2 separate regions of the Homo sapiens genome follow, and region 2 is linked to region 1. The links are chromatin loops, found by intact Hi-C in ENCODE. Cell type or tissue: endothelial cell of umbilical vein. All regions are shown on one strand. Links, peaks and the distances in the headings refer to the core of each region. The heading gives the core; the rest is flanking DNA. Region 1 holds the start of LINC03136 (long intergenic non-protein coding RNA 3136). Region 2 overlaps SLC37A2 (solute carrier family 37 member 2).

The links. A loop is a pair of places that touch in the nucleus more often than their neighbours do. Peaks named below come from ENCODE experiments on the same cell type or tissue, not always from the same donor. Only the 100,000 strongest peaks of a DNase experiment are listed, where the experiment ranks them.
Region 2: it touches region 1 in a loop (4-fold over the local background); 11 of 110 quality-filtered maps call a loop at or near these places.

Annotation. Positions count from the first base shown.
Region 1 is chr11:125,868,192-125,883,994 of GRCh38, forward strand. It overlaps LINC03136 (long intergenic non-protein coding RNA 3136), which reads right to left and starts at 14,664. Exons shown (of 2, transcript XR_007062935.1): 1 at 6,055-14,664; 2 at 5,165-5,494. It also overlaps a transcript of HYLS1 not described here. In endothelial cell of umbilical vein, for the core only: CTCF peaks have their summits at 3,410 (motif pointing left) and 6,525 (motif pointing left); DNase peaks (open chromatin) are centred at 3,400 and 6,500.
Region 2 is chr11:125,082,836-125,096,307 of GRCh38, forward strand. SLC37A2 (solute carrier family 37 member 2) reads left to right here. Exons shown (of 18, transcript NM_001145290.2): 11 at 980-1,042; 12 at 1,399-1,484; 13 at 1,990-2,038; 14 at 2,231-2,304; 15 at 2,560-2,638; 16 at 2,742-2,839; 17 at 3,119-3,183; 18 at 5,284-7,681. The coding sequence ends at 5,299. TMEM218 (transmembrane protein 218) reads right to left here. Exons shown (of 5, transcript NM_001258244.2): 5 at 11,554-13,472. Among named protein-coding and RNA genes, the nearest start is that of TMEM218, 22 kb to the right of the region's middle. RefSeq lists an enhancer at 1-891. In endothelial cell of umbilical vein, for the core only: a CTCF peak has its summit at 8,521 (motif pointing right); a DNase peak (open chromatin) is centred at 8,556; H3K27ac peaks cover 318 bases.

The sequences.
Region 1 (15,803 bases), core at 3,227-11,226:
TATGTTTGAGCAGACCACTTATTAGGCAATTTTCCTGACTCTATTTCTACAAGAATTTCTCCATCAATTACTGAATGCCCACTGTGTCTTTTTCCCTCAATCACCCAGGAGGAACCATCTATAAACAAGTGTCATCCTGTCCTGAAGGGAGTTTCTCCTAGGTCTGGTCAGACTTTTGTATGGTAATCAATTAAATCTAAACTCTTTAGATTTGGATCCCCTGTTAGGAAACCTGCTAGGTTAAGTGAATTATCAGTGGTTAATGTTAAATCATCTTTTTCTAACAGAATGGCCTTATACATTAAGATTCTTGAGTCAGTAAGCCATCTCCCTGCCTTCTGGTTTAAAGCAGTTCTAACTTGGTGAGGCGTACTGTCAATTTTCCTCCAAAGGTTAACTTTCTACTTTCTTCAACTAATACTGCTGTAGCAGCAATGGACTGGATGCATTGAGGCCATCCACAAGTAACCAGATCTAAGACTTTTGGCAGAAAGGCCATGGGCTGCCGACAGCCTCTGTGTTCTCGAGTAATCACTCCTAATGCTACTCCATTGTTCACATTGACAAAAGGTGGAATGGCTTCTCTAGGGAAGGTAAGGCTAAAACAGGGGTGGTTATGAGTCTTTTTTCAGCTCTTCGACCTGATCAACTTCCTCAGGAGTCCACAGGAGATGGTCAGGCTTCTCCTGGGCAAGTTTTTGATATAACAGTTTACTGTATAGTGCATATGTGTCAATGCGTAAGCAGCAGTATCCAATTAACCCTAAAAATTTCCTGTGTTTTTGTTTAGTTTGAGGCAAGGGTAGGGGCACGATTCACTCAATTCATTCAGGCCCTATTCTTCACTTGCTTGCACTTATTAAGTGGCCTAAATATTTAACGTCAGGCTCTACATACTGAAGCTTTCCTTTTGAGACTCATAGCCCCTTGAACTGCAGATGGTTAAGAATATGTGTAGAGAAGTCAGTTACCTTCTTTAGATCTTCGCCAGATATAAGAATATCATCCATGTACTAGAGCAAGCATATTTGCTTTGGGATGACCACTTTTTCTAACACTTGTTCTAAAATTTGGCCAAAAAGATTAGGGGAGTCTGTCTTGGGGCAAGACTGTCCATCGAGGAGATGGACAAACAGAGGAGTGAGCAGCCCCTGAATCAACTAAAAAGGTGACAAGCTCATGTTTAGGTCCCACCTCCAAATTTATCAAGGGCTCCTGGTGGGACTCAAGATAAAAGAGACAGAGCCCCTGACTCCCCTATTCTTCCTCAAAAGTCACGAGTGGAAGGGCTTCTTTCTCCTTTCTTAGTTCGGGACATTCTCTCTTGAAGTGACCTGTTCTTCTGCATTGGTAGCACCTATCTTACACTTCCTCCCTCTCAGTTCTGGGATTCTTTGACCTTGCTCCCCCACACCCTTTAGGGGGCCTGATAAACCCCTTGGTCTTAGTCCTCCAGATGGAGGCTGGGTCCTTTAAAGGAGGGTTTGGACCTTTTATAGTTTCTGGCTCCCTGGAAGTTCTGTTTAAAAGTACATGGGTTTGGAGCCATCTGTTGGAAGGTGGATAACATAAGTTTTGTCTTTTGTTTCTGCTTTTCTTCGTCTCTCCTCACATATATCTTTTGAACTTCCCTGAGAAGTTCCCTTAGGGGCCGGTCTACCCAATTTTCTATCTTTTGTAATTTTTTTGAAATGTCTGACCAACTTTTAATGACAAATTGGAGTTTTAACATTCCTTGCCCAAGGGGATCATTCAAATTGAAGCCTGCATATTGTCTCATTTGCTCCTTCAGTCTGTCTAGGAATCTCATAGGCCCTTTATCCTTTTCCTATTGTATATCAAATGCTTTAGAAAGATTTTGGGTTCAGGGTACTGATTCCCGAATTCCTTTTATTATCATCTCTGTTAGGTCCTGCGTGTTTTCCCGGTGATCTGCATTGTTATTGTCCCACCAGGTGTCTCGGGCAGGGAATTTCTGTTCCACGGTAGGAACGTTTTGACCAGGAGGATGCTCATGTTCCCAAACTACCATAGCAGCCCTATGAATCCTACTCCTTTCTTCCCCTGAAAAGAGGATGCCCAAGATGGACATTAACTTGACCCAAGTATATAACTGAGGTCTTAAGAATTGATCAATTTGATCTGACACTCCATAAGGGTCATCTAATGGTGGCTTAAGCTCCTTTTTTAAATTCTGGACTTCTGAACTGGTTAAGGGAGCATTTATAAAGCCAATGGCTCCCCCTCCTTTTGGTACCTCTTTTAAGGGAAAGAGAGTCAAGGCTGACTCCTTAGGTGTGGAGGGAAATGGGAAATTCTGATTATCTTTTTTACAATGTTCTACTTCACACTGGAGTCCTTTTAGAGAGGGGTATTTAGGTTGGGAGAGAATAGGCTCTTGGGACGGTAATTCCCAAGAGTCAGGGTTATAAGAAGGAGGGATAACGTGAACAGAAGAAGGATTTGGAATGGAATCTGAGGCGGCAGCAGCTGTCTGAGGGGAAAGATTGGGGACACTGAGCAGGCATAGATGGTCTAGGGGGTCCCATGAGCTGGAGTCTTTAGGCATGGGAACTGGCTCCTCTGACTTTTCATTTTGAGGTGCAAGATTGGGCTCTTCCCTAGTTGTTTTTAAGGAAAAAAGGACAGGTCCCTGCCTCCAACAAAGACCTGTTCTTCTTGAGAAACTGGACTTTTATCATTAACATATTGAATTAGAAGCTAGCACATTACATTCTCATTCCACCCAAACTTTGGCCAGAAGATTGAGGGTTTGAGGATAGGGCCCTGAGTCCAAATAAAACAATAATATTTTATGGCCGGGCACGGTGGCTCACGCCTGTAATCCCAGCACTTTGGGAGGCCGAGGCGGGCGGATCACGAGGTCAGGAGATCGAGACCATCCCGGCTAAAACGGTGAAACCCCGTCTCTACTAAAAATACAAAAAAATTAGCCGGGCGTAGTGGCGGGCGCCTGTAGTCCCAGCTACTTGGGAGGCTGAGGCAGGAGAATGGCGTGAACCCGGGAGGCGGAGCTTGCAGTGAGCCGAGATCCCGCCACTGCACTCCAGCCTGGGCGACAGAGCGAGACTCCGTCTCAAAAAAAAAAAAAAAAAATAATAATAATAATAATATTTTATCATTTGTTGTTTCTTCTTGTGTTTAGTCCCTTCATTATCCTTCCAGTATTTTAACATGAGATCTAGGGGGCTATCAAGGGGAATATCCTTATTACCATCTTTATCCTTCTTGCTCCTTGTCTTGCTTGGGGTATTTCCCACATTGGGTCCTGGTTAGGCTCAATCTCTCGTATTAGAGATGTCTCACCTAGCCTTCTCTGGAGGCTTGCTGGGGCTATTAGACTCAATCGCTCATATTAGAGATGTCTCGCCTTTCCTTTAGCCCCACCTGCTGGAGGCTCCTTGCATTCACGCACACTTTCAACCCCCAGAATATCCCCACCACCAAGGAAGTATTTTGTTGTCCCTGCGACATTTCTTACCTTGGTCTGTGCACAGAGTTACCTGGTCGCAGTTGTATCTGAGGATCCTTTCCCCCAAGTCGCCAGCTGGTTTCTTTCTGCATTGCTGAGAGTCTGGGTTTATTCATCACACTAGGTGGGTCTTGATTCCTTACCCCTGAGGCCACTGTAACAAGGCAGCGGGCATGCCTCCTCACGGGAGAGATCTAGACCCTCCCCAGAAGAGAATGGGAATCCTGGATGAGCCCTCAAATTTGTATTTGTATTTCAGTGCTGCAAAAGAAACAGCACTCGAGCATAAATTTTCTCAGCAAGGCAATTTACTTCTGTAGAAGGGTGCATCTCACAGATGGAGCAATGGCAAGAGCACACCTGAACAAAGAAGGAGAAGGGGGTCTTATCCCTGATGCAGGTAGCCCCTACTGCTGTGTCATTCCCCTGTTGGCAAGGGTTGAACCACACAGTCTAAGCTAATTCTGCCTGGCTATTTTAAAGAGAGCAGGGTTATGAACCAGAGTGGTGGGGTGAGCAGTTTTGGTGGGAAGGATGGTTACAGAACAGGTGACTAAAGGTGACTCAGGTCAAAGCAGGTGACCAGAGGTGACTCAGGACAGAGCAGGTGACCAGGAGTGACTCAGGGCAGAGCAGGTGAGCAGGGGAACAGATGTGAACTACTGATTAGAACTGGTGTAAAAGGTTGTTTACTGAAACTAGAGGCAAGGAGATGAGGAGAATGAGGAAGTTAAACTTTAAAATGGAGAACAAAGAACTGAACATACTGACATACTGATCCTTTGAAGAGAAATTTAGAATTCACTGTATTTAACATCAGCAAACCAAATTCAACAACACATTGAAAAGATAATACACCACAATCAAGTGACTTTTATACCAGAAATGCATGAATGCTTCAACATTTGCAAATCAACAAATAAGATACATCACATAAACAGAATTAAGAACAAAAATCATATGATCATCTAATAGATGCTAAAAAAGCATTTGATAAAATTAAGCATCCCTTTATCATAAAAACCCTCACCAAACTAGGCATCAAAGGAACATAAATCAAAATAATAAGAGTCACATATAATAAACTCATAGCCAACATCATACCAAATGGGAAAAAGTTGAAAGCATTCCCTCCAAGAACTGGAACAAGACAAAGTTGCCTACTTTCACCACTCTTATTCAACATGGTACTGGAAGTCCTCACCAAAGCAATCAGACAAGAGAAAAATATAAAAGACATCCAAATTAAAAAAGAGGAAGTCAAATTATCCCTGTTCACTGACGATATAATCTTATATTTGGAAAACCCTAAAGACTCCACCAAAAATCGCTTAGATTTGATAAATGAATTCAGTTAAAGTTTAAAGATACAAAATTAATGTACAGATATCAGTGCCATTTCTATACACCAGTAATGTTCTAGTCAAAGATATCAGTCAAAATAATATTAATAATTTTTTAAAGTAAAACCTTCTGCTCTAAAAAACATACTGTTAAGTATAAGAAAGGACAAACTATAGACTGAGAGAAAATATTTCCCAAAAAGGACTGAATATATTTCCTGACTATGTAATAAATTATATATTTATATATTTATATTTAATTTATAAAACTATTTTTATATAATGAATTATATATTTCTTGAATGTATAATGAATTCTCATAACCTAATAACAATAAGACAAACACCACAAAAAAATTTATTTAAAGGGAATAATATAGGCGTTAAGAAATTATTTAGGCAGATAGTGAGGGTACAGGAGTCCTTGGTAAGGTTTTTCTTTTAATAGAAAGCAGCCCCCAAATCATTTCTTTTCTAACAGAAAGTAGCCTGAAAAATCAAGCTGCAAGCATAGATAAGCAAGCTGGAAACTTGCACAGGTGAATCCCGGCAGCTGTGCCAAAAGCCAGGTATATACAACAAATAGGTTTTCTTCTCCCTTCTCCTTGTCGCCATGTGTGTGGGTGTCATGGCACCGGCCAGGTGGAAACCACATCTGCCTAATAAAAGAAAGATTAGGGTGGGATGGCCAGCCTCTTTGTGGACTATGTAAATGGCACACTTGGTCCAACTAAATCCCTAGGCCCTATGTAAATCAGATACTGCCTCCTCAAGCCCTCTATAAAACCAGCCGCTTCCCACCGCAACCCGGGAGATCCCTTCGGAACCCCCTCCCTCTGCACAGGGGAGCTTTCCTCTTGTTTCTTTCACCTATTAAACTTTCTGCTCTTAAACCCATTCCCTGTGTGCCCACATCTTTGTTCTCCTTAGCGCGAGACAACGAACCTCAGTTATTTCCCCAGACAGACAACACCACTTCATTGTGGGGACTCGCCCAGGATCAGAATCAGAACAGAAGGTATATTCATCAGAGGGGTGAGTACAGGCGCAGAACTTAACTTTCAACTCTGTCCTTTCATTTGGAGGCTCTCGGCCTCCATCTTAAGTTCAAACAATGGGCATCCTATAGCCACCTAAATGCTAATAGGGCGGCCGCCATGCGGGAAGTCTCAGATGTTAGGCTTGCTTGGGAGAACATGGAGAACTTCTCAATACTCACGGATCATTGGGAATGTTGGCCATGCTTCTCGAACCAGTTTTCTCTCACGGAGGACCTAGCCGTCGCGTGGGGCTAGAAAAGGTCCTGAAGCAACTGAAGATTTCTCGCCAGGACTACACCCTGGTGTTATCTGAAGGCTTCTGGACTGACCCCACCTCCAACTGCCCGGCTGGGTGTCCGCAACAGGATCTACAGCTGTCCTATCGCAAAATTTCCTCATTTCCTATCCGCAAAGGCCATGTCTCCTATCCTCTCTGTGTATGCAGTGTTTGAGAATTTTTACAGTTCAGGAAAATAGTCCTGTTAGGAAAGATTAGCGAATGCCATAGTAACTGAGAATATAGCACAAGGGAATGCTGTTTTCTGTCATTTTCTAGGAGCAAAGAGCCCTTCTCAATAAGCATTTCTCCCTCTACCCTTCCTCTGGGAAGCGCACGGTATTTCTAGGTCAACGTCGCCACCTAGTGGAATAGGAATCCTCTCCATGAGGCACAGCGTTGGTCCATTGCTGTAACACTCTAGCCTCCCAATTCTCCTCCCTTTTTGCACCCCTATACTAGAGACCAGGCTTTATGCCCCTTCTGTGAATGCGAAAACACTGCCTTCAACAATTAGGAGTAAAATGTCCTCCAAAGCCAAATTTTAGTTCTGATACTGTCCCATCAGCAGGAAAACAGCCATTAGGTCCCTACGTTCTTTTAAGGCACACATTCTGCCCCCAGTTAAAACAGTACTTAATTAGTAAGGAGATTTTAAATCCAGAAGTTCACCAGAACCATTCTCTAAGGGTAAACCATTCTCTAAACACCTGAGATTGGGTAATTTAGAAAGAAAAGAGGTTTATTTAGCTCATGGTTCTGCAGGCTTGGAAGTTCAAGGACATGGCCACCCTGGCTTCTGGTGAGGGTGTCATAACATGGCAGACAAGGTCAAAAGAGAAGAGAACAGGTACAAAGAGAGAAAACCTGAAGAGCATCTGGGCTTTATAACAACCCACTCTTATGGGAACTAATCCATTCCTGTGTTGCCAGAGTGAGAATGCAAAGCCATTTCATGAGGGATCCACCCCCAAAACCCAAACACTTCCCACTAGGTCCCACAGCCCAACATCACCACATAGGGGATCAAATTTCAACATGAGTTTTGGTGGAGACAAACAAACCATATCCAAACCATATCCACCTTATACAAAAATTAACTCAGGATGGATCACAGACTTAAATATACAAAATGTAAAACTATATAAAACTTTTAGAAAAAAAGGAGAAAATTTGGGGGATTTGGAACTAAGTAAAGAGTTCTTAGACTTGCCACTAAATGTATGATCCATAAAAGGAAAAATTAATTAATTGGACTTAATAAATTTTAAAAGCTTTGCTTGGTGAAAGGCTCTATTAAGGGCATAAAAATACAACCTATAGACCAGGAGAACATATTTTCATACCACCTATTTGGCAAAAGACTAGTATCTAGAATATATAAAGAACTCTGAAAATTCAACATTAAAAAAATAAATAATACAACTGGAAAATTAGCAAAAGACATGAAAACAGTTCACTAAAGAGAATATTCAAATAAAAAATGCATGAAAAGATTTTCAACATTATTAGCTACATTGAATTTAATGTAGATTAAAACCACAATGGAATGTTACTACATACCTAGAGGGTGGCTGAAATTAAAAACTGACAACACCAAATGCTGGTGAGGATGCACAAAAACTGCATCATTCATACACCACTGATGGGAATGTAAAATGTACATGAAAATAAATTAGTTTGGCAGTTTCTTTTAAAACTAAACATGCAACTACCATGTAGCCAGGCAACTGTACTCTTGAGCATTTATCCCAGAGAAATGAAAACATACTCACACAAAAATCTGTATGTGAATGTTTATAGTAACACTGTTCAAAATTGCAAAAAAAAAAAAAAAATGGAAATAATCCAGATGTCCCCCAGCGGGTAAATGTTTAAACAAACTGTGATACATCCAAGCCATGGAATACTGCTCAACAATGGAAAAGAACAACAACCTGGATGAATCTCCAGATAATTTTTTGAGTGAAAAAAAAAAAATCCCAAAAAGTTCTATACTGTATGATTCCATTTAAATAGGAAGTTAGGGTGGAAAGACATTGGGTGTGGATATAAAATGGCAACATGAGGGAACTTTGTTCTTTATCTTGACCTTATCAGTGTTAATATCCTTGTGTGATATTGCACTGTAGTTTTGCAAGATGTTACCAGTGGAGGTAATTGGATAAAGTGACAGAGGATCTCTTATTTCTAAAAATTTAAGAAGTAAATCAGATACAAAGAAATATGATGTAAAGAAAACCTCATTCACGAGTTCATGTCCTTTGCAGGGACATGGATGAAGCTGGAAACCATCAGCCTCAGCAAACTAACCCAAGAACAGAAAACCAAACGCTGCATGTTCTCACTCATAAGTGAGAGTTGAACAGTGAGAACACATGGACACAGGAAGGGGAACATCACACATGGGGGCCTGTCAGGGGGTGGGGGGCAAGGGGAGGGAGAACATTAGGACAAATACCTAATGCATGAGGGGCTTAAAACCTAGATGACGGGTTGATAGGTGCAGCAAACCACCATGGCACACGAATACCTATGTAACAAACCTGCACATTCTGCATATGTATCCCAGAGCTTAAAGTAAAATTCAAAAAAAAAGAAAAGAAAAGAAATACAAGAAAACCTCACTCACAATCTGGCATGTCTAGTCTTCCTTTTATTTAAAATAGTTGATTCTCAATCCTGGATGTTGTAACTCCCACAGTAGACTTTTGGTGATGTCTAGAGACATTTTTGATGGTCACAATCGAAAGAGTGCTGCTGCATCTAGTGGGTAGAGGCCAGGAATGCTGCCAAACATCCTAAAATGCACAGAACAGCCCCCATAACAAAGAAGTATCAAGACAAGGCTGGGCGGGTGGCTCACGCCTGTAATCCCAGCACTTTGGGAGGCCGAGGCAAGTGGATCATGAGGTCAGGAGATCAAGACCATCCTGGCTAACACAGTGAAACCCCGTCTCTACTAGAAATACAAAAAATTAGCCGGGCGTGGTGGCGGGTGCCTGTAGTCCCAGCTACTCGGGAGGCTGAGGCAGGAGAATGGCGTGAACCCGGGAGGCGGAGCTTTCAGTGAGCCAAGATTGCACCACTGCACTCCAGCCTGGGCGACAGAGTGAGACTCCATCTCAAAAATAAAATAAAATAAATTAAATTAAATTAAATTAAAAATAAAAAAAGAAGTATCAAGACAAAAACGTCAATAGTGCTGAGGTTGAGAAACCCTGATTTACAACATTAATATCTTTCACTCTGCATCAACATTTACAACATCTGTCCCTCCCAAATGAGGAATCTCATTTATTATTAGTAATTTCAGGACAGGAACTAAGTGAAATAAATTACTAAGTGAAAGGTAGTAACTAAATGTTCTTCTTCTGAGGGATCCCAAGGCTAAAATTACCAAAAATGAAAATAAAGCAAAATTAATTCAACCAAACTTGATTTTCATTGTACATGTGGCAATACTAGATGTTATGAATAACAACAAATGTAAGACATATGGTGCCCCAAAAAGCTTAATATTCTTGAGAGAATAAGACACATATACTTGGAAAAGTAATAACAGTAAGGCAAATTGTGAGTAAAAATGCTTAATATGTAAGTAAGAATAATTGAGAAAAATGAGTTGGCCTTTAAAAAATAGATTTAAGAAGAAAAGAATTTTAGAATGGAAGCAATTAACAATATCTCATTTAACTATTGATTTTGTAGGTGAAGTAGCTGAAACACAGACTGACTAACTTATCCAAATTATGAGAGCAAATTACTGAGACCAGAACTTTAGTCTCCTGATTCCTGATCCTTTGTTGCTGTTTCCTGTATAACACACTGCCTTTGTGATTGCTGGAAAGACATAAACAGAGAAGGCCGTGTATGACTATCAGTGGAAATGTACATCATCTCTTCATCATCATCATCATCATGTAGCAATGCTAGATGTTGTGAATACTAGATGCTGATTCTCAATCCTGGATATGTTGACCTCACGGTGGACATTTGGTGATGTCTGGGGACATTTTTGATTGTCCATCATCATCAGAGCTGACATTTGAGTGTTTAGTAAACATACTGGTGAAGGGTTCACATTATGAAATATCAGAAAGTAAGATTGGAAAGGAATGAGCATCTCAAGAAGAAAAGATAAGACTAAACAGAATAGTAACAGTCTCGATCTAAATGTTGTAGATGTTAAATGACAAATAAAAGCAAGTGCTACAAAAATTTCAAAGATGGTCAGATTCCGATGGCTTAAGGGTAGTTAGGCAGGGCTTGGTAGAAGAGGTGAGTTGGAGCTGAGAATTCAAGAGCTCCACAGGATTTGGAAAGAGAGGAGAGGTCAATCTAGATAAAGAAGGCAGTATAGGGCACAGAGTTAAATAAACCAAGTGGCTTTCAGGACAGCGAAGAAACAAAACTAGCTAGAGTAGAGGACTTGAGTAGAGGGGAAATAAGACTGAAAAGGCACGATGGCTCCAGATTGTGCAGGAACCCAGGCAAACTGAATTTACTCTGGCAAAGAGAAGTCACTGCAAGTGCTTAAGCAGAATAACTTGATTAAAGTTTTAGGAAGATTCATCTGGCAATGACGTAGGATGGATTGAGCCAAGAGAGATATAAGGGAAGGCAGGGAGCTATTCATCTAATAAGAGTAAGAATAAAGAATAACAATACTATACAATATCTATAATGTATTTAGTTATTATTACTTGGTAGACACTGTGCTAACATGCACTTTTTAATTTAATTCTCATCACAACCCTACAAAGGAAATTGAATTAGTGAACATTTTTTCCCCTCCACTCTCACATACCACTCAACACAACACTTCCCACACCACATGTGTGGGAGTTATTTCCCCACACACCAAGCAATCAGCTCTGCAGTGGACATCAGCTGGGTGTCTTCTAGTTCAATTATGATTCTATATACTTGGAAATAGGGTCAAATCCCACAGGTTGAGGGCTCAGGCCCGCAAGAATTCCCCCCGCTTCAGATGCCAGTCACAAGTAGTAGACTGTCACCCATACTTCTGACTGACCAGCAATAAATTGGGAGCCCCTACAACCCCCTCCTTAGATTCAGTTAACTTGCTAGAGCAGCTTACAGAACTCAGGCAAACATTTTACTTACATCAACTCACTAATTACGGAGGATATTACAAAGGATACAGATGAACAGCCAGCTGGAAGAGGTACATAGGGCAAGGCATGTGAGGGGGGTATGAAGCTTCCATGCCCTCTCTGAGCATGCCACCCTCAAGGAACCTCTATATGTTCAGCTATTCAGAAGCTCCCCACAAGCTATCCTTTTAACTTTTTATGGAAACTTTATTACATAGGCATGATTGATTACACTGGTCATTGGTGATCAACTCAGTCTGCAGCCTCTCTCCCCTCCCTGGTGGCTGGGAGATGGGGCTGAAAGTCCCAACACTCATCATGCCTCGGTCTTTCTGGTGACCAGCCCCCATCCTGCAACCAGTCATCTCACTAGCATTCAAAAGCCACTCTTATCATTTAAGAGATTTCAAAGGTGAGATTTCTAGCCTGGGTGAGATGTTGTCCAGGCTAGAGTGCAGTGGTGTGATCATAGCTCACTACAGCCTCTACCTCCCATGCTCAAGTGTATTATCCCCATTTTATAAGTGAGAAAATTGAGTCAAAGAGATGCTAAGTAACTTGTCCTTATCACAAACTAGGGAGTAGAGAAGGCAGAATTTGTACCTAGATAATATGACACCATAATATGAGCTTATATTCTGAACTATGCCATGTAAACAAAGTATGGGAGGCCACTGTTTGGACTAGCTTCCTGCACGAGGTTCCAAGAGATCAAACCAACCAGAATGAAGTCGTTCACATTAGGTGCCACATAATCAAACTGACCTCTGAAACAGGCCAGTTTTCCAAAAACAGAAGATTCATAGCAGCCAATCAGGAGTACGGATTACCTAAGCTAGCATGATGAGGATGTTCCCTGTTTTAACACTATAAGGAAAGAAATTTTGAACCGACCAATCTACTTTTTGTTCCATTTCTGCTTTCTTCTACCCTTTTCTGCCTATGAAGCCAAACTCCTCTGCTCACTTCATCTGAACACTCATTCTATTTTATAAAATGAGGTGTTGATTCTGGAATCACAAATAAAAGCCAATTTGAACTTGAAGCTAAATTTGCTGTAATCGTATCTTTTGATAGTCATGTCCTCCCATATTATTAAATGTGTTACTGAAAGAATCCAAGAATGAAATAATTAGGACTGAACTAGTAATTAGTAGCAAAAAGGAAATGGAAAGGAGAGAAATAAAGCTGAATAATGTAATGTTTGTTAGAAAAATGGGGATGAGAAAGAGTAAAAAATGCTTAAGTGTTGGGAGTGATTAATACCACAGATAGAAACAGGGGAATCGCAAGGTGAATCCAGAGAGGAAAGATGAGTAATAAAAATTTCAGATATTTGGGAGGCCGAGGCGGGCGGATCATGAGGTCAGGAGATTGAGACCATCCTGGATAACATGGTGAAACCCCGTCTCTACTAAAAACACAAAAAAATTAGCCAGGCGTGGTGGCGGGCACCTGCAGTCCCAGCTACTTGGGAGGCTGAGGCAGGAGAATGGCATGAACCCAAGAGGCAGAGTTTGCAGTGAGCTGAGATTGCGCCACTACACTCCAGCCTGGGCAACAGAGCAAGACTCTGTCTCAAAAAAAAAAAAAAAAAATTCAGATATGTTGCATTTGGGAAGATGAAAAGACATCTATGTAGAAATTCTAGAATACAGCTAAGGTAGATATTAGAAACTCAGGAAAGAGGTAAGGATTGGAAATACAGATTTTGAAATTACTCCACATAAAATGGATAGTGGAAGCAACAAAACCATTAAGCTCTCCAAGGTTTAAAAAAAAAAAAAAAAACGGAAAGGATCAATACTTGGGGTACAGCAATAGTTGAGTGGCAGAAAAGAGGTGGGAGGAGAGCCAGGACAGGGTACTCTCAGAGTTCCACGAATGAGAGTTTCAGGAGAAGGCAGTGAACACACTTGGTATCACACAGGCTGCCTTCTTTCATTCTGCACTTTCTCCCTGGAAGACTTTATTCTTACCCTTTACTTAAACTACATCCACCTATATGCAAATGAGTCATACATCCATATCTCCAGGCCATATGTTTCATCTAAGCTCCATGCTCAGTCCTCATTCTTTTTTACTTCTTAAAAGTAGGCTAAGTAACTTGTCCTTATCACAAACCAGGGAGTAGAGGAGGCAGAATTTGTGCCTAGATAATATGATACCATAATATGAGCTTATATTCTACCTACTTTTATCTCCACCTGGAAGTCCCCAGGGTATCTCAAATTCTACATGCCCAAAATCTAACTCTGCCTCTCAAAACAGTTTTCTTCCTGTATTCCCTATCTCAGAAAACAGAATCCAGCTGCACAAACAGGAATCCTATGAATAATCCATGACCTGCCTCTCTTTCACATCCCAACCCCAGTCAATCCATTTCAAGTCATCATGAGTTCTAGCAACTAACTATCTCTATCCCCTTCTTGAAATCTCTGGCTATTATCCTCCTAGCCTAAACCACCACAGTCTTCCACCTGGAATAATCCAACTATCTCCCACTTGGACTTCACATACAATCTTCTCCTCTTCAAATCCATTCTCCTCAGTGCTGCCAACAGATAATTTCAAATGCAAAACTGAATATGTAGCCCTTATCTGACTAATTAGCCATGCCCCAACCCTGCTTAAAACACTTCAGTTTCTATAGCTCTTATCAAATCTCTTGCCTTGGCCTACAGGACCTGCATGATTTGACCCCTGCCTATCTCTCAGTCTCATCTCTACCATTATTTTCTTTGCTGGTCTTTCTGTTTCTTGACTCTTCCATTCTTATAGACCTTTGAGTATGCTTTTCCCACTACCTAGCAAACTCCTTTCACCCTCTTCACTTCCCTCCACGTCCTTTCACCTACTTATCCTTCAATTCTTGGTTCAGTGACACTATGCCAAATCTCCCTATTATTAAATGTTCTCATTGAACCATTTGCCTTTCCTTAGCATTGAACACAACTGTAATTTTATAATACAGTTGCCTCTTGAACAACACAAGTTTGAACTTCACAGGTTCACTTATACGTGAATTTTTTTCAACAAAAGGCAATGGAAAATGCAGTATTTGAGAGATATGAAACCTGGGTATACAGAGGGCCAACCTTTTCATATAAGTGGGTTCTGTAGGTCTAACTTTAGGACTTAAGTATGCATGGATTTTTGGTATATGCAGGGGCCCTGAAACCAATACCCAGATTATACTGAGGGACAACTGTAATTTGTGATTGTTTCATCAATGTCAATTTCTCCTATCAGACCAAAAGCTCCATAAGGGCAGAAATTGTGTCTTTTTATTCACTATCAAATCACGAAGACATAGCACAGCACTTACAACAGGTGTTCATTAAATATTTGCAGAATTGATTATCAAATACTTTTTTAAATTTTTTATTTATTATTTTATTTATTTATTTTTTTTTGGAGACAGAGTCTTGCTCTGTCGCCCAGGCTGGACCGCAGTGGCGCCATCTCCTCGGCTCACTGCAAGCTCCACCTCCCAGGTTCACGCCATTCTACTGCCTCAGCCTCCCGAGTAGGTGGGACTACAGGTGCTGGCCACCATGCCTGGCTAATTTTTTGTAGTTTTAGTAGAGACGGGGTTTCACCGTGTTAGCCAGGATGGTCTCGATCTCCTGACCTCATGATCCGCCCACCTCAGCCTTCCAAAGTGCTGGGATTACAGGCGTGAGCCAATGCGCCCCGCCTTTTTATCAAATACTTTTAAGAAGTAAAAAAGAATGAGGGCTGAGCAAGACGATTGGAGCTGACTACCAAGATCACTGGTGACCTTTGAAAGTACAGTTTGAATATACTGATGAGGGTAGAATCCAGAATGCAGGGACTTAAGGAGCAACTGAGCAAACAAAATAGGGAAGAGAGAATGGACAAAAAGGCTGACAGAAGGGAGCAGCAGTCTCAAGGGAAAGCTGGTTATTTTCATTTTGTTATTCTTTATGCCATTATTGTTCTGCCTCCAATACTGAGAAGACTTAAACAGAGAAGAATTGAAAATATTAGCGACAGGATGTAATTAGTCAGACAAGGGAGGACTATAGTTGAAAAGTTTGTCTGAAAATGTCAACAAAGAGGTGAGGTAAGCAAAGATATCATAAAGGAGTGGTTAACTTGGCCGGGCGTGGTGGCTCACGCCTGTAATCCTCACATTTTGGGAGGGAGGCCAAGGCGGGCAGATCACCTGAGGTTAGGAGTTCAAGATCAGCCTGGCCAACATGGCGAAACCCTGTCTCTATTAAAAATACCAAAATTAGCTGGGCATGGTGGCACGCGCCTGTAATACCAGCTACTCAGGAGGCTGAGGCAGGAGAGTCACTTGAACCCGGGAGGCGGAGGCTGCAGTGAGTCGAGATCGTGCCACTGCACTCCAGCCTGGGCGACAAGAGCGAGACTCTGTCTCAAAAAAAAAAGAGTGGTTAACAAGCATGATGATACAACCAGTTGAAAGCAATATTTGAGTTCATAAAGAAGTTGATGAGTTGATAAACCAACAACACCTAATTGGGGAAAGCATAAGGAA
Region 2 (13,472 bases), core at 3,961-11,960, 780 kb before region 1:
GGGCTGCACTGGTGTTCTGTCCTGTCTCATGGACCTACTCCCGTCTGCTCCTGCCCAGGGATGTATAGATGAGAAGAGCTCATTTGAAAAAGGATGTTTCATGTCCACCTGGCCTGGGTCTCTGCTTTTCCATAGGTCAGGCTGCTCTACCAAACAGCAGCCCACCCCGCCCTGCCCAGCCCCCAGGAGCCTCCAAGCTCCACCAGGGCTGAGGGCCTGTCACCCAGTACTGCTGCCCTCCCTCCCAGCCCTGGGGAGGAACAACAGTGCCTTGCCACACATTGTGCTCGCTCTGAACAGGATACTGTAGGAATTAGTCATGGCCAAGTTCAAGCCATAGCTTGCCCCGCAGCTCTGTCGGGGCCTCTCTCGTGACAGTGTGGAGCACTAGGGCAGCTTTGTGGACACCGTGACTCTTTGTTTTGTGGCCTTGGTGCTGACTTCAGAGTATGAGGCACCCTCGAGGGTGGGGCTACAATCTCAGCTTCTGGACATTCCTTTTTTAAAACATGGAGCCAAGGCCTGTGACCTGAGGCCCCTGTGTCCCTGCAAGTCTCCTTCCTGGCTCTGTGTATGAGCACAGCCTAAGGTAAACGGGAAGAGTTCCTAGTGCTGCTAGGGCCGGAGTGAAGCAGAGAAAGGGCTGGGCTGAGCTTCAGGTTGCGCTCCAGGGGAAAGGTGGCCACGGGACAGCAGGCTCGGGGGCCAGATCCCAGAGCTTGCCAGGGAGGGCTTGTTCTGAGAGGTGAAGGTCATCCTGCAGGGGAAGAGGGCAACACAGGACGGGACCAAGAGGGCGTCTATCCAAACTGCTGCATTCTCACCCTGTGGCCCTGGCCAGCCTGCTCCACAGGTCCCCAGCTCTTCCTCGGAAAAGGGGGCAGTGGTCTGGATCACGCTCTGCAGGGCTTCTAGCTGTGACACTCCAGGATGTTTGCCCCAAACCCCAGGTCTGACCACATACCTGTATTTTCCACAGCTCACTTTAGTGCCAAGGAGGCTGGGGACCTGTCTACACTCTTCGATGTTGGTGGCATCATAGGTGAGGCCTTGCCCTGCTCTGCCAGCAGGCTCCCTTCCCCTCTTTTCTTGTGGGGTGCAGGAAGAAGGGACAGGTCCGATGGGCTATGACCTGGGTAGGTGGCACCAGAGGAAAAATGGCTCCTGGGTTTATTCTCAGCTCTGATCCTGCCTGGCTGGGTGGGCCTAAGAAAGATGCCCTTTTGTTTGGTCTCCAGTAGTGATGGGCACTACAGGAAGGGGAGGGCTGTGGAAAAAGCAGCTCTGCTGGTTCTTGCTGACAGGCCCAGGCCAGCACTGGGGCACAGCTGGGGTGCCAGGCGAGGGGATGGCAGGGTCCTGTCTGGGAGTCAGTGCGTGAGTGGCTGTGTGTTCCAGGCGGCATCGTGGCAGGGCTCGTCTCTGACTACACCAATGGCAGGGCCACCACTTGCTGTGTCATGCTCATCTTGGCTGCCCCCATGGTGCGTATAACCCCGAGGGTGAAGTGCGAATGCATGTGAGCAGGAGCCTGTGTGGGCCTCTGGCCTATGTGCACGTCCACGCGTTACACACATTGATGTCGCTGTGTACGCGTGCACATGCATCATTGTGCACACACGGGGGAGGAGAAGCGAGGGTCAGCAGAGGCACCTTGGAAAAAGAGCCAGACTGCAGACTTTAGAGGGGGATTCATGACTCTTTGGCCTTGGTAGAGGAGACCGCCTCCTAAACTTCTTGATCAAGGAAAGAAGAGATTGAGGTTGAATCTGAGAGAAGACTGTTTGGAGAAAGGGAGATGATAGAGTACCACGTTTTAGACCGTCCATCCCTGGGACATTTAAAGACCAGAGAAATCTGCATAGGCAGGGGAAAAGGAATAGGATGCCCTCTGGGGTTTCAGGGCAGGAGATGGTTGTTGCAGACCTCAGGGCTCCAGGCCAGCAAAGGGATTCCGGGTGACTCTGCCTCTCCCCTCTCCTCTCTCAGATGTTCCTGTACAACTACATTGGCCAGGACGGGATTGCCAGCTCCATAGGTGAGGAGGAGGTTGCAAGTCCTGCCAGGCCAGGGGAAAGGCACTGCCTTGGGGGCCCCATGAGGCTGGCCCACGGGGGGCACTGACAGGTGGAGGGGCTGGGAGGGCTGAAGGCTGGAGAGTGCTCCTGCCTTGGGGTTGGGGCTGCGGGTGGTGCTGCTTCTCTGACTGGCTGTCTCTATGCTGTCCCAGTGATGCTGATCATCTGTGGGGGCCTGGTCAATGGCCCATACGCGCTCATCACCACTGCTGTCTCTGCTGATCTGGTGAGTGGGGCCACCTCCCGAGGGCCAGGGACCGTTCTGGGGGCTTGGTCAGGGCCACCATCTCCAGGTCCATTTCTCCCTGTCTCCCATCCCGCAGAGGAGAAACCGTCAAAGTCCTTCAGAACGCACCATGGGCCCCTCTCCTCTCAAGCCCAAACCCCAGTTACCACCTTCCCTGAGTCAGCCCCTCTCCTGTCCTGGTTCTGCTCATGCTGCTGCTCAGCTGGGCTTCCCCACTCCACTGTCTCTCTCCAGGGGACTCACAAGAGCCTGAAGGGCAACGCCAAAGCCCTGTCCACGGTCACGGCCATCATTGACGGCACCGGCTCCATAGGTCTGTGACTCTAGCTCTGTTGTGGGCCGGCCCCTAGGCATAGTGCCCTCCGGTGGGCAGGGGAGGTGCAGGACCCCTGCTCACGAGGCTGTGCTCCATTCAGGTGCGGCTCTGGGGCCTCTGCTGGCTGGGCTCATCTCCCCCACGGGCTGGAACAATGTCTTCTACATGCTCATCTCTGCCGACGTCCTAGCCTGCTTGGTAAGAGTCTTGGGGTACACAGATAGGTATTGAGGGATGCTCTGTCCTGCCAGACTGGAACCCTGGAGGTCCAAAGCGTTGGCCATTTGGGGTTCTGGGGCAATGAGAGCAGCTGCCCTTTGCTCAGAAGCACTCTCCCTCCCCCGAGTGACCCCTTGCCAAGTGGCAGCGTGTCTCTCCCCCTTCTCCACTGCCAGTCCACGGGTCACCCTGGTGCTGGGCACTCAGTGCTCAGTGCTAACAGTGCCCTCCCTTCCCTCTGTGCCTTGTGCTCCACAGCTCCTTTGCCGGTTAGTATACAAAGAGATCTTGGCCTGGAAGGTGTCCCTGAGCAGAGGCAGCGGGTGAGTCCGGGGAGCTGAAGCTGCCCCTCTACCAACCTCATTTCTCGTGGGAATCAGCCCAGCGCTCAGTTTCTCCAAACGCAGGCTGAGGCTCGACCAGCCCAGACCTGAGGAGCACTGAGCCAGTCCCTGGGTGGCCCTCACCCTGCTAACCTGTCCTCTGTTGTCCCCGTGTATCTCTATAGCTCTAGTATGGTCCTAACCCACCAGTGATAGTATTTTCCTCAAGTCCCATGACTTTTGTGAGTATTTACTTCGAGTCTGTGACTCGAGTGCCATTTGAGTGGGGGCTGCATGCAAATCCTCTGTCCTGCAGTATGACTTTTTCCAACTTTCTCTTTCTTCTTGTGGGCCAGTTGTAAAGACTTTCAACCTCAGCAGAGCATGGTGCTTGGGAAGTGTTTTCCAAGGGGTCTGAGATGCCACAGAGGTTGGTGGCCTCTTCCCTGAGGGACAGTGTGAGAACTTTGGACATGCCCTCGGGGACAGAGGAGGCAGAAATAGGGAAACCAGTTTCCCTCTGAGCTGCGACTGAGCTGCAAGTGCCTCCTGAAGTTCAGAAACCAAGGTCATCTGGCCCCTCTGCCTGGGGTATGCAGAACAAAAGCAACTACCAATCAAAGTCTCTGAAACAAATGTGAATCAAGCATGGGTGGCTGGCCTGGTGTGCTCTCTGCCTACTGTCTGGTGGTGGTGGATGTGGTGGTGGCATCAGCAGGTCAGTGGCTGAGGCTACACAGTGCTGGTGGTCTGATGGTCGGGCGACCCTCTCCCGCTGGCCGTCCTGAGCAGGAGCCTCGTGCTAACAAGGAGGCCGCTAATGAGCTGGCCGGAGCTGTGGACCTGGGCTGGATGGCAAATGTGAGGAGGAACCCCCGGGACATGGTAACCAGCACGCATCTGGGGACACACTTCCACTTAAGGAAGACACCACCCAGGGGAGAGAAAGTGAGAGCAGGAAGACACACAACACAGGAAGCACGCAGAGCACCTGTCCTGCCCTGCCCTGCCCTGCCCTGGAAGAGGGGAGCAGGGGGCTGGACTGCATGACCCAAAGTTCCTGTGCCTGTGCTCCTTGGAGCCAGGCCTGAGGGTGGGAAGGGAAGAAGAGCAGCAGAAAGCGAGGAGGATTTAGTGAGCAACTGCTCTGTCCTGGAATTGTGTCTGGCTTTAGACGTGTGAGCTTGCCTCGCAGCAGCCTCTCATTGAAGGTGAGAGACAGAGGCTCAGAGCTCGGGCACAGCCTAACACTGAAACTGGGCCTGGGGTTTGTTTGCTTTTCTCTGGACTGCCACCGCTGTCCCAGGCTGGTCCTGCTCCATGGGAGGCCTGTGTGTGAGGTGTGCAGTGATTTATCAGAGCAGACAGAGCACTGTGCTTGGAATCCAAAAACCCCTGGACAGTCCTGCTTTCTCCACTCACTCCATGAGACCTTGGGCATAGCACTCCATCAGACCCAGATTCTCTGAACCACCACATCTTTATGTATGAATGGGGATGCTTATCCCTGAATACCTGGCAGAATTGACCCAAGGCTGAGATAAATGGGATATGTGATATTGCTTTGTAAAGCTGTCAAATGTGGCATGAACATTGTAAGGTTTTATTTAATTTCTTTTTTTTTTTTTTTTGAGGCGGAGTTTTGCTCTTATTGCCCAGGCTGGAGTGCAGTGGTGTGATCTCAGCTCACTGCAATCTCCGCCTCCCAGGTTCAAGTGATTCTCCTGCCTCAGCCTCCCGAGTAGCTGGGACCACAGGCATGCGCCACCACGCCCGGCTAATTTTGTATTTTTAGTAGAGACAGGGTTTCTCCATGTTGGTCAGGCTGGTCTTGAACTCCCAACCTCAGGTGACTCACCCGCCTCGGCCTCCCAAAGTGCTGGGATTACAGGTGTGAGCCACCGCGCCCGGCCAGGTTTTAAATATTAATCTAGCTTGCTATTTCCTGCCTGAGAGGTGAAAGGGAGGCCTCATTACAGAGAACTGAGATGAAAGCAATGATGAAGGGACCCTGGGACCCTGCCTTTCCTCTCCCTACTCAGCAGGAGCTTATGAAGTCATCTCACTTTCTCTTCTGTCCCCCCTCTCCTCTTCATGCAGGTATAAAGAAATATGAGGCCCCAATTGGAACAGCAGCATGGAGGGTCCCAGTTGGGTCCCCAACGTGCTCCCCATGGGCAAGACAATGGAAACTTCCACAAGCAGGGAAGGCAAACCCTCTTTATTGAACATTAGCCAGCCCAGCCCAGACCCCAGGGCTGCCTAAGGACACAGAGATTCTCCATGGGAAGGGGACTGCCAAGCATGAGGAAATAGAAGATTCAGGGGCCTGAGCTCTGGAAGCTGCAAGCAAAAGGGATGGGACTAGGGCTGAGTTGTGTCTCCATTTTGATAAGGAAAGGATATGCTCAGACTCTTGCTTGTTCAGATTCCAAGACAGAAGGCTTCACAAGGCCAACGCCTGGAAAATGGGCATCTCTCCTTCCCATGTTAAGCTTTAACCTCTGTAATCTGCCTGTATCTATAGGTGGGCATCTCACTCCACCAAAGGAGCCCAGCCTCTCTTTGTCCCTCTATCCATGCAACAGTCTTCTCTGTGCATTTCCCCAAGCTGGGCCCTCTTCTACTCTCCATTTAGGCCTGTTGATAACTCCATTACCCGCCCATCACTGCTGTTCCTCCAGGGCCAGCACTCGGGCGAGGCAGGGGAGCTGCCTTCGGTACATAATTTGAAGGGGCACTCCCTCTTGGGCACATGCCGGCCCTGAGTGCCTCCCTTGCCTCACTCTGATCCTGGCCCCATAATGTCCTCAGTGGAAGGTGATGGGGGCCGGTGCTGTGGGGAGAGTAGAAAGAGGGGTTGGCATGACTAAAAATACCAGTATGTGTATTAAGTATTTTGAGAATGAAATGCCAAGGAGTGCCTACTATATGCCAGCTCTAGGAATGGAGTAGACAGTGGACACAAGAAGGACTTACGCCCTGAGCACAGGTGCCAATGGTGACAAGACTGGCAAGACGTGAGGGCATGAATGGTTCATTCAGGCAGCTGCTGCAGATGTGGTCACCTGGTGCCATCTGCTGCTCCCTTTTCCACTTTTCTATGTCCTCCTTCCACCCCAAGTCCCGGATCACTCGCTGTTTTCTGGCTAGCTCTTGGCATCTCCATCTGAGCCTAAAGTTGCCCACTGGCACCAATAGATTCTGTTTGACCTGCTGTGCCCATGCTCATCTTTGTCGGGGCTTGGCTTGGCAGCGAGCGAGGCTGGCATGGGGTGCTGAAGTGGGGTCTCAGTGAGGGGTGACAGCGTGCTGGCAGTCCTCACAGCCCTCGCTCGCTCTCGGCGCCTCCTCTGCCTGGGCTCCCACTTTGGCGGCACTTGAGGAGCCCTTCAGCCCACCGCTGCACTGTGGGGAGCCCCTTTCTGGGCTGGCCAAGGCCAGAGCAGGCTCCCTCAGCTTGCAGGGAGGTGTGGAGCGAGAGGCGCGAGCGGGAACCGGGGCTGCATGCAGCGCTTGCGGGCCAGCTGGAGTTCCGGGTGGGCATGGGCTTGGCGGGCCTGCACTCGGAGCAGCCGGCCGGCCCTTCCGGCCCCGGGCAGTGAGGGACTTGGCACCCGGGCCAGCGGCTGCAGAGGGTGTACTGGGTCCCCCAGCAGTGCCGGCCCACCTGCGCTGTGCTTGATTTCTCGCTGGGCCTTAGCTGCCTTCCCGCGGGGCAGGGCTCGGGACCTGCAGCCCGCGGTGCCTGAGCCTCCCACCCGCTCCATGGGCTCCTGTGGGGCCCGAGCCTCCCCGACGAGTACCACCCCCTGCTCCAGGGCGCCCAGTCCCATCGACCACCCAAGGGCTGAGGAGTGCGAGCGCACGGCGCGGGACTGGCAGGCAGCTCCACCTGCAGCCCCGGTGCGGGATCCACTAGGTGAAGCCAGCTGGGCTCCTGAGTCTGATGGGGACGTGGAGAGTCCTTATGTCCTGCTCAGGGATTGTAAACACACCAATCAGCACCCTGTGTTTAGCTCAAGGTTTGTGAGTGCACCAGTCGACACTCTGTATCTAGCTGCTCTGGTGGGGCCTCGGAGAACCTTTATATCTAGCTCAGGGATTGTAAATACACCCATCGGCACTGTGTATCTAGCTCAAGGTTTATAAACACACCAATCAACACCCTGTGTCTAGCTCAGGGTTTGTGAGTGCACCAATCAACACTCTGTATCTAGCTGCTCTGGTGGGGCCTTGGAGAACCTGTGTGTCGAAACTCTGTATCTAACTAATCTGATGGGGACGTGGAGAACCTTTGTATCTAGCTCAGGGATTGTAAACGCACCAATCAACGACCTGTCAAAACAGGCCACTCGGCTCTACCAATAAGCAGGATGTGGGTGGGGCCAGATAAGAGAATAAAAGCAGGCTGCCCGAGCCAGCATTGGCAACTCGCTCGGGTCCCCTTCCACGCTGTGGGAGCTTTGTTCTTTGCAATAAATCTTGCTACTGCTCACTCTTTGAGTCCACGCTGCTTTTATGAGCTGTAACACTCACCGCGAAGATCTGCAGCTTCACTCCTGAGCCCAGCGAGACCACGAGCCCACCGGGAAGAACGAACAACTCCAGACGCGCTGCCTTAAGAGCCGTAACACTCACTGTGAAGGTCTGCAGCTTCACTCTTGAGCCAGCGAGACCACGAACCCACTAGAAGGAAGAAACTCCGAACACATCTGAACATCAGAAGGAACAAACTCCAGACGTGCCACCTTAAGAGCTGTAACACTCACTGCGAGGGTCCGCGGCCTCATTCTTGAAGTCAGTGAGACCAAGAACCCACCAATTCCGGACACACCAGGACCACCAAGTGGGTAGGTTAAAGCTCATGACAGTGGGCACTCCTGAAGGGGATGCTCATGATATTGATGATGTGTGGGCAAATGGGGAGCTTAGAGCGCCACGCAAGATAAAAGCCTTGCATTTCCTGGGACGTTGTGGGCTGGTGCATTAGCCAGATACACACCCTTCCACACTGAAGCAGGCTGCACAGCGCCAATGGCAACAAACAAGGAAGGCTCCTCCTGCCTGCAGTCACTTCAGCTCTGAGCGCAGGAGTCAGCCAGGGACCTCCAAGTCCTCAGCCCACAGGGGCAAGAGCTATACTCTGGCCTTATGTTCAGCATTCAGGAAAGCTGCTCTCTGCTGCTCTTTGACATTGAGAATGAAATGAAATTAGTTATTCATTTAACTTCACATTTGGTCTCAATTAAGCTCAAAATGTTCTTCCTTAGAGATGCTCCAATAGCACTTGTAATTAAGGAGTTTAAGGAGAAGCTGTGTTGCTTATATGAGCCACTAGATGGTGACCCAATCCCATCATACAGCCCAGGGTGGGCTGTGGTTCCATCCTGCTTCCTGGAAGAGAGACAGGAGCCGAGGCCTCTTGACTTTTCAGACTTTCAGCTTGCTTTCTGCTTCAGAGGGCAGGGGAAGAGGAATGGTTCTCTCAAGGTCTTCTCTTCCCCAACTGCACTGCTTACTAACTTTAAGCCTGTTTCATCATCAGGAAAATGGTGACATTATCTACCTCATAGGATTGGTATGAAGGGAGACACATACTCAACACACTCCTGCCCTTGAAGAACTTGTCTAGTTAGGGGATAAATAGGAAAACACACGGAGACAGTGACTCCAGGTGAGAGCTATGCTGTTCATTAGTCCAGCCATGCAGGAACACGGCTGGCAGAAGGGCAATTCCGGGGGCAACGGGAAGAGTCCTTCTTCCTTATGAAGGCAGAATTCTGAGGACTTGGATGACTCATTTGATAAGGTAGTGAGGGGTAATGGAAGAGGGAGGAAGTTAACATGAATACTTATCCAACTCCTAGGATGTTAGGCCTTAGAGACTGAAACTGAACAAATGGCATTGGCTCCTACCAGCAGGTAAGTGTGGCACTAGACACATGCAAAAGGCATTGTGCGAGCTCAGGGTCTGGCCTCAGAAATGAGGACTTAGGCTGTGGGTAGGGAGTTGGAAAAAATACTGAAGGTTGGGGGAACCCCAGCACTGAGATCTGCCTGTCTGCACCCATCTCCCAGGTCCCAGGTTACTGGCCCTGTTTGGGCAGCTCTGGGCGCAGCCTGTTCACCACAGGCCTGGTACCTGCCTTCTCCCTGGGCCTCAGCACTCACTCACACGGGGCTAATGTAGGAGCATTACGTTAATTAGTTATTCATTTAATTTAACTTCACATTTGGTCTCAATTAAGCTTAAAATGTTCTTCCTTATAGATGCTACAATAGCACTTGTAATTAAAAAGCAGTAACTCTTTGTGTTTCTCCCTTAGAAATCCACTGGGAGGCTGGGCGAGTGTGTGTGGGGTGGCTGGGGGAGGAGGAGGAGGAGGCAAGAGGCAAAGAAAAGAAAGGGAAAGAAGCTCTTGGTCGGTCCTAGCACCATGAGGCCACCACTAAGACTGAGGCTGGCAGGAGGAACTCAACACATCCTGGGTGTCTGAGTGGGGGTGGGAGAGTTGCTGTTGGGAATCCTGAGAAGTGACAAAGGAGCAGACCTCCTACTGAAAGGTGTGGGGGTAGGGAGGATGGCAGATGGGGGTGGAAGGAGGCAATGCTTAGGGGAGAAGGGGCCCTATATTCTGTGATAGGTACAATGTGCCCCCATAAGATGTCCACATCCTAATTTTCAGAACCAGTGAGTGTTACCTTACATGGCAAATGAGATTTTGTATATGTGATTAAGGATCTTGAGATGGAAGGACTGATGGGGTGGACCCAGTGGAATCAAAGGGCTCCGGATGAATCACAGAGGGAGGCAGGAGTGTTGGGGATTGGCAGATGCTGCTCTGCTGACCTTGAAGACTGAGGAAGGGTCCACCAGCCAGGGGGACGGGGGCGGCCTCTAGAAGGTAGAAAAGGCAAGGAAATGGGTTCTCTCGAGGCTCCAAAGCCTTTCCTTTACCCCCTGAAACCCATTTCTGGTTTCTGACCTCCGGAGCGATAAATGTGAATTGATCAAAACCAGTAAGTCTATGGCAATCTGTTACAACAGTAATAGGAAATTGATAATATTCCCAGTGTAAAACTGGGGTATGACCAATTTAACGGCAGGAAAATAACCACAGGCAAACAAAAGAAATCTCCAAAGCTTAAAACAAGTGAAGGGGCTGGCCTCATAGCATTTAGGCACAGCATAAGGGCTACTGTGTGACCACCTCACCCAAGAGTTCTCCAAGGGCAGGACTTGGACCAAATGCACAGACTATATCATCTCTGGCATGATGTGATGTAAACCATTAAAAACACACTTTCTCATTCTGTCTGTGGCACTGAGCCTGATTTCGATCCCAGCTCTCATTTCTTTGGTGGCAGGAAACTGAGAAAAGAGGGTGGGGGGGGTAGGGACTCAGAATTTTTTTTTTTTTTTTTTTTTTTTTTGCATAAACAGTCACCACCAATAATCTGCTAGGGACAGAGATCAAGTAGAAAACAAAACAAAAATTCCTGGTGTGTGGCTTTGATTCTGCCATTGGCACCTCTGAAAACTGGCCCAAGTCTCAACATTCCAGCTGGATGGTGCTTACAAGAGAGGCGGCAGTGTTCTCAAAACTTGAAAATATAGTCTACTAGCAGCTCAGCTGTTTAGTATCTCTGAGCAAGGGGACAACCAAAGTCTAACAGCAGAGACCTGCCAGAAACCCTGGGCTAATGGGTGAAGCTATCTCTGAGGCCTGCGTGCCTGTTCACGCTTTTCCCCAGACTCCTGCTCAATTCCTAAGATTCTGGTTTTTCCACCAGACTCAGCTACTTTTCCTTGGTATTTCTGTCAAGTGGATTTGCATTGCCTGCCCTTGTCCCTCCTTTTCCTTCGAGTTTATCCTATGGAGCAACGCTCTATAACAGACAGTAGTCAGGCTCTTAGACTCTAGAGCCAAACTGCCTGACTTTGGATCCTGACTCCTGTTTACGCCTACCAGCCCGTGCCTGTTCCCCATCTGTGAAGTGGGGATATTAAGAGTACCTACTTCATAGGGCCGATATGAAGAAGACATAATACTTACAACACACTTAGAAAAATGCCTAGCACATGTTTGCTAAATGTAACAAAAATTGTTATTTTGACATGTGGAACCCTAGACTTATTTCCAAGTATTGGGATGGAACTAGAGATTAAAGGTTGAACTTTATGAACTATAAAATCTCTTCCAATCCTGAGTTCTTATGCTTCTATGAGGATAATCAACACTTTTCTAGATTCGTTTCCATACAGTTCTGATTCTCACATCTGGAAATTCATTTCTATGTAACAGCCAGATACTTAAAGGTTTAAGCAAAGGAATTATGATTGAATGTTTGTTATTCATACTAAAATGATCATTAGAATCCTTTAATGAAACTTTTACCTTTTTGGATATGTGTTAAGAAAATGTCAGGTACAAACAGCTAAGAAACAGTATTAACCAATGTAAAAATAAGGAGTTACTTGAAAGTCAAAAGTGATCTTTCAACTATTTGAGAAATGAGATGTCAGGAATCCTGATGTCAAGTTGGAGCCCCACTTCTAATTAACTGTGAAACTTTTTAAATCCCTTGTCCTCTCTGCCTGTTTCTCATCTGTAAAATAATCACAGCAGGTTTCTTTACACATTGAGCAAAAAATAAACCAGAAACACTTCAACTGCAACAACCATGAAATAGAGTTGATACTAAAGTTTCTGTTAAATAACAGAACAAAAAATGGATTGCTTTATGTTAGAATAAAAACATTTAAAAATAAATTGGATGCCCTCCTTCCAGGAAGCAGTGAGGAAGACAGTCTAGACACCTTACAGCCTAGTTCTTCCATGGGCTTACTCCACCAGGACTAGTGCTTTACACCCTACGGGCACACAATATATGCTGAATGAATGGCAGGATTCGAGAATGAATGGCTATGTACTCCCTAGTCCCTGGACATTGGTATGGTAATTCTGATGCAGTTTTACATTAAATTTACATTGTACACAAAGAATGGTAGCTTTACTTCCATTTTTATCAGTGAAAAATTTAAGGAACTTAACAAATTACCCATTGTGATCTCCATTGTGGGGATAGGGTGGTATCCTCCTAATTCAGCTTTTGTCAGGATACAATTTTAAGACGCCACGAAATAACCTATTTTCTTATATAGAAACCCAGATTTACTCTCCCTCTCCACCTTCTAAACAGTGGGGATCACCAGTCTGCCACAGGATCCCCTCTGGGTAGGGAACAGTAGAGGGAACATGTTCTAAGGCCACTGATCACAGAATGGTTCTGAACACTAAGATGACTTCTGTCTGTATTTAAGGAATGACCTCTGAGCCCTGTCTCCAAGAAGGCCATGAGCATACAGGGTACCATAACAGACATTGACTATAGGGTTATCCCATGCCAAACTCTCAGTGAAATCCATTTTGAGCCCTCTCAGCCTTCTACGTCTTATCCCAACCCTGCGGGGCTTTTTTTGCATAACTGCATTGAGTATGCAGGTAGAAAGAAATCTATCATTCATTTCACCACAGCTGGTAATTATAGACTCCAGGTCTGTAGACTGTAGGTCAAGTCAAGCTGAAATAAACTTTGCACAGGGTATTTTTTTTTTTTTCCTAAAGCCAATCTTTAACATATATGCCTTTCATTTACATCAGGCAAAAAAACAAAAATTAGAAAACAGTAGTATTAAGGATAGAATTTAGTTTCCAACCTTAATACACTTTCCTCCATCTAAATAGTCACCCAAAACCTCATAGTTATTATCCATTGATCTAATAGTTGAATAACTTTTGGGGGGAATAAAAAAGATGGATTCATGGTCAGGAACCTATAAGAGTTTTCCCAGAGTTACTTTTTTAGCAAGGCTCTCAGAAGAAGGTAACAATTGGCAGCTTGTGCTTGTTAGGAGCCAAGCTTCCACTTGGGCTGCAGGGAGACTCACAATAGCATGAGGCCCCCAGCTTGTCTCAATTCCCTCAAGACTTATGCATTCTTTTTTCTCTCCCTCAATCTGCTTAGAGGATGTTTCTTCTTTTCTTACCTGTGTGCCCTAGGCCAGATTAGGAAACTATTTCCTTTGAAGTTTTCTGTACAAAGCCTTATCTGCAAAGTTTTTCCAAACTAAGTAAGATAAAGGAAATGGTTCAATGTAGGGATAACTATACCTGGCCCTCACCAGCCCATGACTCTCAGTGGTTACCTGTTCTCTCTTCTTGGAATTTAGAGCTTAGTTGCCTGTGGGGTGGCAGGACTGGGTAACTTCTCTACCCTGAAAA